2 separate regions of the Homo sapiens genome follow, and region 2 is linked to region 1. Evidence: chromatin loops called from intact Hi-C (ENCODE). Cell type or tissue: heart left ventricle. All regions are shown on one strand. Each heading gives the region's core, and the rest is flanking DNA. Links, peaks and the distances in the headings are about the cores only.

The links. A loop is a pair of places that touch in the nucleus more often than their neighbours do. Peaks named below come from ENCODE experiments on the same cell type or tissue, not always from the same donor. Only the 100,000 strongest peaks of a DNase experiment are listed, where the experiment ranks them.
Region 2: it touches region 1 in a loop (3-fold over the local background); 10 of 110 quality-filtered maps call a loop at or near these places.

The regions. Positions count from the first base shown.
Region 1 is chr17:1,845,895-1,848,807 of GRCh38, forward strand. All of the region lies in intron 4 of RPA1 (replication protein A1), which reads left to right. Among named protein-coding and RNA genes, the nearest start is that of RPA1, 17 kb to the left of the region's middle. In heart left ventricle, for the core only: no CTCF peak of the experiment used is centred there; a DNase peak (open chromatin) is centred at 1,527; H3K27ac peaks cover 1,300 bases.
Region 2 is chr17:1,788,798-1,791,710 of GRCh38, forward strand. All of the region lies in intron 5 of SMYD4 (SET and MYND domain containing 4), which reads right to left. Among named protein-coding and RNA genes, the nearest start is that of SERPINF1, 28 kb to the left of the region's middle. In heart left ventricle, for the core only: a CTCF peak has its summit at 1,257; no DNase peak of the experiment used is centred there; H3K27ac peaks cover 2,021 bases.

The DNA of each region.
Region 1 (2,913 bases), core at 266-2,765:
TGCACTCCAGGCTGGGCAGGAGAGTAAGACCCTGTCTCAAAAAAGACCAAAACAACAACAACAAAAACCGAGATAAAAAATGATAACAATACTAAGAGGTTTAAGTAATTAGTTTTTTAAATTCTGTTATACTGATTTTAGGACTCTTACATTTTCTCCAGCTGTTCTTTTTTCCTACCTCTTTATCTCTGTGTTGGTTGGATTTCACTCAATAACTTTTTTCTGGACTGGCTCTTTAGTGCCGTCTTCCCCATTATCAGCCTGTTGGTCTTTATGCTAGAATGACCACTTGCCTGGCTGTCTATTGTTAGGTTATGTGGCTTTACCCTCAGAATTTTGTCTTCTGGCATTGAATGTTGATCTGGAGAAGTCTTAAGGCCAGCCTGGTTTGATTTCTTCCCTTGTAGGAAGCTTTGCTTTTTTTTTTTTTTTTTTTTTTTCTCCTGAGGCCTCACTCTGGTTGCCCAGGCGGGAGTGCAGTGGCACCATCAGGGCTCACTGTAGCCTTGACCTCCCGGGCTCAGGTGATTCTCCCACCTCAGCCTCCCGAGTAGCTGGGACTACAGGCGCCCACCACCACGCCTGGCTAATTTTGTTTTGTATTTTTAGTAGAGACGGGGTTTCACCATGTTAGCCAGGATGGTCTCGATCTCCTGACCTCGTGATCCACCTGCCTCAGCCTCCCAAAGTGCTGGGATTACAGGCGTGAGCCACCGTGGCCGGCCGTCCATATTCTTTTTTCTTCTGGTATGTGGTATGCTTGTTCAGTCTGCCGATTCAGTTCTTTTCAACGAAGTTTTTCTGTGTGTTATTCCTTAATGTTGTTTTCTATTTCACTTATTGAGTTCCAGTTTTTTACATACGTTGTAGATAACTTTGATCTCCGCATAGGTCTTTACTTTAACCTTTTTTCTGATGGATGCATTGGCTTGCTTCGAGGTTTTCCAACGTAATAGTACAGTTTTTAGTTTTCTCTCTTCTACTCCTCAATCTTTATAAATTATTAGATGTATAATAGTATTGATTTTGTTCTGTTTTTTTCTTAGCTGTTCAAGCTCCCTTTTCTTCTTAGTCTCTTGTTTTAGCTCATCTTTTGACTGTTAATTTGTTGGATTCATATAGTCGTACTTATTTTGCCAATCGCTTTTGGGAAGTGTCACTCCTTTTCTTGGCTTGTACTTTCTTCCAGAGTGGGTTCTTTAATCGGCTTTGCCTCCCTGTTGCTTTCCCTTTTATGCATTGTTGTGTATTGTATTGTTGCTTTGTCATCATCCCTTTTTATTTTGTTCATGCTTAATGTGGACAGTCCTGTCCAGACTTGGTATTTGCTCTGACATAGTCTAGGCTAGGTACATGTTGCCAACCTTCTCACTTGGGACCTTTTATCTTCCACTCCAGGCTATCTTGGAGCGCTTAAGTGGTGTTTTGCAGCCACTTTTCTGTCCTCCAGGGCATGGTTGTGGGAGAGGGTGGAAGTGTTGCTGGGATTGAGTGCAGTCCTTGCTGGGAAACTTCACAGCCCACTCTCTCCAGTCACGGAGACAGCTCCACTCCCCTGGGCTTTGCCTGATGGCACTGCCTCAGCTTGCAGGCTTGCCTCATATTCTTTTGTACCTCTGCTGAGAGCCTGTGTGTGCGGCTGGGTTTATTTACTCCTTGCTTTTTTGGTGATCATTCAGGTTTATTCTAAACAGGACTTGAGCAGTCATCCTTGTACTTTATCTTAACGTGTTTATGCTTTTATTTCTGAATAACAGATCATTAGAATTTGTATTGTGGGGTCAACGGACATCTGTGGAAAGTATACTAATTATACTCATAAATGTTATATAAGAGTATCTATTGGCCAGGCACAGTGGCTCAGGCCTGTAATCCCAGCACTTTGAGAGGCTGAGGCGGGGCAGATCACAAGGACAGGAGATCGAAACCAGCCTGGCCAACATGGTGAAACCCCATCTCTACTAAAAATACACAAATTAGCTGGGCGTGGTGGCGGGTGCGGCCTGTAATCTCAGCTACTCAGGAGGCTGAGGCAGGAGAATCGCTTGAACCCAAGAGGCGGAGGTTGCAGTGAGCCGAGACTCCAGCCTCGGTTACAGAGCAAGACCCCATCTCCAAAAAAAAAAAGCGTATCTCTGAATAGACAAATCCATAGAAACAAATTCAATGACTGGTTCTCAGGGGTGGTAGAGTGTGGAGTGACTGTCATTGTACACATGGTTTCTTTTGCTGATGACAACAGTGTTCTAAAGTGAGGTAGTGGTGATGCTTGCATAACTGCAAAATGCAAAACCCATAGGATTATCCACTCTGGAAGGGTGAGTTCATTATGGTACGTGAATGATATCTCAATAAACATGTTATTTAAAAAGAAGTGTTTGCCATTAAGCTTGTCAACATACTGTGTATTAGTCATATTTTAAAGAATAATTATCAGCCAGGCACGGTGGCTCATGCCTGTAATCCCAGCACTTTGGGAGGCTGAGGCAGGCAGATCACCTGAGGTCAGGAGTTTGAGACCAGCCTGGTCAACATGGTGAAACCCGTCTCTACTAAAAATACAAAAATCAGCCGGGCATGGTGGCACATGCCTGTAATCCCAGCTACTCGGGAGGCTGAGGCAGGAGAATTGCTTCAACCCGGGAGGCAGAAGTTGCAGTGAGTCAAGATTGCGCCATTGTACTCCATCCTGGGTGACAAGTTTTTCTTGCCCAGGCTGGAGTGCAATGGTGCCATCTCGGCTCACTACAACCTCTGCCTCCCGAGTTCAAGCAATTCTCTGCCTCAGCCTCCTGGGTAGCTGGGATTACAGATGTGCACCACCATGCCTGGCTAATTTTTTTGTATTTTTAGTAGAGACGGGGTTTCACCATCTTGGCCAGGCTGGCCTTAAACTCCTGACCTTGTGATCCA
Region 2 (2,913 bases), core at 143-2,642, 57 kb before region 1:
CTTTAAAAGTCCACCTGTAACACTTCACTTAGCCAGAGGCTCTACCTGTGCTGGCTTTTCTCAAAGCCATCTGTCCTAGGAGTATGTACAGTAAAGATAACCTTGGGCACACAGAAACGCTTAAATTATCTTCAGTAGTCTCAATTTAAGCATGAGGCAAATTGTGTTTCTAACAAAACAGGTTGGAAGATAAAAAATACCAGTATTTAAAAGGAAACATTCAGTTTTCTGGAAAACTGGAAAAAAACCATCAAATAACTGTGATATCACCGAATATATGCCAGGAATCTCAAAAAAACCACTCACCAGGCTGGGCATGGTGGCTCATGCCTGTAATCCCAGCACTTTGGGAGGCCGAGGCGGGTGGATCACCTGAGGTCAGAAGTTCGAGAGTAGCCTGGCCAAAATGGCAAAACCCTGTCTCTACTAAAAACACAAAAATTAGCTGGGCATGGTGGCATGCGCCTGTAGTCCCAGCTACTCGGGAGGCGAGGTACGAGAATTGCTTGAATCCAGGAGGAGGAGGTTGCAGTGAGCCCAGATCACACTGCTGCACTCCAGCCTGGGTGACAGAGCAAAACTGTCTCGCAAAACAAAAAAAACAAATTCACCAAAGAAATAGTCTAGGTACAAATGTAATGGATAAAGAAAATATTATGAACCATTATGTGAAAATGTTTTATAGGCCAGGTGCAGAGGCTCACGCCTGTAATCCCAGCACTTTGGGAGGCCAAGGCGGGCAGATCACTTGAGGTCAGGAGTTCAACACCAGCTTGGCCAACATGGTGAACCCTCGTCTCTACCAAAAATATAAAAACTTAGCTGAGCGTGGTGGCGTGCACCAGTAATCCCTGCTACTCGGGAGGCTGAAGCAGGAGAATCGCTTGAAACTGGGAGGTGGAGGTTGCAGTGAGCCGAGATCGCACCACTGCACTCCAGCCTGGGTGAAAGAGCGAGACTCTGTCTCAAAAAAAAAAAAAAAGTTTTATAAAGGAAAACACTGAATATAGGAATAATGTTGTCAATTTTGTTGTCAATTTTACTATCTGTTGCTAAGGAGAACAAGAATAGAACAAGTAAATACATTTTGCAGGGAATCCAAATGACTCAATTCTAGTTAATAATTCTACAAATTGTATTAAAATCTTTCATCAGAGCTTCTCCTAAGTGCTTCGCTGATTTTTGTTTCTTCTTCTCCCCCTTGTCCGGTGCCCACCTTCTGGTATATGTGCTAATGAGCAGTGAAAATGCTAAAAGGCAGGTGGCAGGAAGGAGCCGTCCAGGGCATGAACAATTTGTCGTCTGAATAATCAGCCTCTGCATAATTAAAAGTGGACTTGCATTGCCAACTACTGATAACTGGCAATCTATATTAGAACCATTGCTAAAATTTTCCAGAAAAGAATGATCACACTACAGTGAGTAATGTCAGCTTTGTGAATTATTTATAGATTACCCTCTGACAGAAGTAGGCCCAGGAACCGTGTGGGTATTTATGTCAGAGTTGAATAGCTCTCTAATTATTTCTAAAAAATTAAGTATTGATTTTTAAAAATTACTCAGTATTGTGCATTAATCATCTATTAGTAGAGATAATAGAAAGTGAGAATATGTATGTAGTTCCTCAACCAAATTTAATCTGTGACATTTTGTATTAAAATAAAGAGGGAGTGATTCTATACCAAAACAGTACCTTGCTAATATCCCTAGTGCATTTCTTTTTATTTATTTATTTTTCAGATGTAGTCTCACTCTGTCGCCTAGGCTGGAATGCAGTGGCATGATCTCATCTCACTGCAACCTCCGCCTCCTGGGTTCAAGCGATTCTCCTGCCTCAGCCTCCTGAGTAGCTGGGATTACAGGCGCCCATCACCACACTCAGCTCATTTTTGTATTTTTAGTAGAAGACAGGTTTCAGCATGTTAGTCAGGCTAGTCTCGAACTTCTGACCTCGTGATCCACCCACCTTGGCCTCCCAAAGTGCTGGCTAAGCCATGCCCATCCCTGGTGCATTTAAACTGGGATTCAAGTAAAGAAAAAAGATTCATGCCGGGCGCGGTGGCTCACGCCTGTAATCCCAGCACTTTGGGAGGCCCAGGCGGGTGGATCACGAGGTCAGGAGATCGAGACCTTCCTGGCTAACACGGCGAAACCCCGTCTCTACTAAAAATACAAAAAAATTAGCCGGGCATGGTGGTGGGCGCCTGTAGTCCCAGCTACTCGGGAGGCTGAGGCAGGAGAACGGAGTGAACCCGGGAGGTGGAGCTTGCAGTGAGCCGAGATCGCGCCACTGCACTCCAGCCTGGGCTGGCCCGTCTCAAAAAAAAAAAAAAAAAAAAAAGATAGATTCCTTCAATGCTGAAGAGTGAAAGCAATGGGCAGTGAATTGATGGGAAGTGACAGGACACAGAACCCCAATAAAATCTTGTTATGACAGGAATCCGGATAGATCATAAATATGCCATTCCCACTGAGACAGAACCACACGTGTCACGGTCTAGAAAATCATCAGTGGCCAGTTCTGTCCCTTGAGATAAGCCCTAGTGAGAGGTTTCTGGGGAACTTTGATTAAACAGGATTTATGCAAAGATAATAACATACATTTTTATAGGTTTTTGTCAAAGTCTATCCTAGTTAACACTTTAATCCTTTGCCTGTACTACTAATGAAACAGCTGCTAATGAAATTCAATGAGAACACTAAATTGAGAGGGATTGGAACCCCAAAGAAATAATAAAAAGGGATATAACAAGATTAGAAATATGAGCAGACTAAAAGAAAATGAGATGAAATTTAACAATGAAAGTGAACCTTGCTGGTGGGCGCGTCAGTGGAACTTTCCTGGAGGGCAATTTTGCAAGCTGTATCAAGTGCCTTAAAAATGTTCATAGAAAAGTACTCTTATCATTTGAA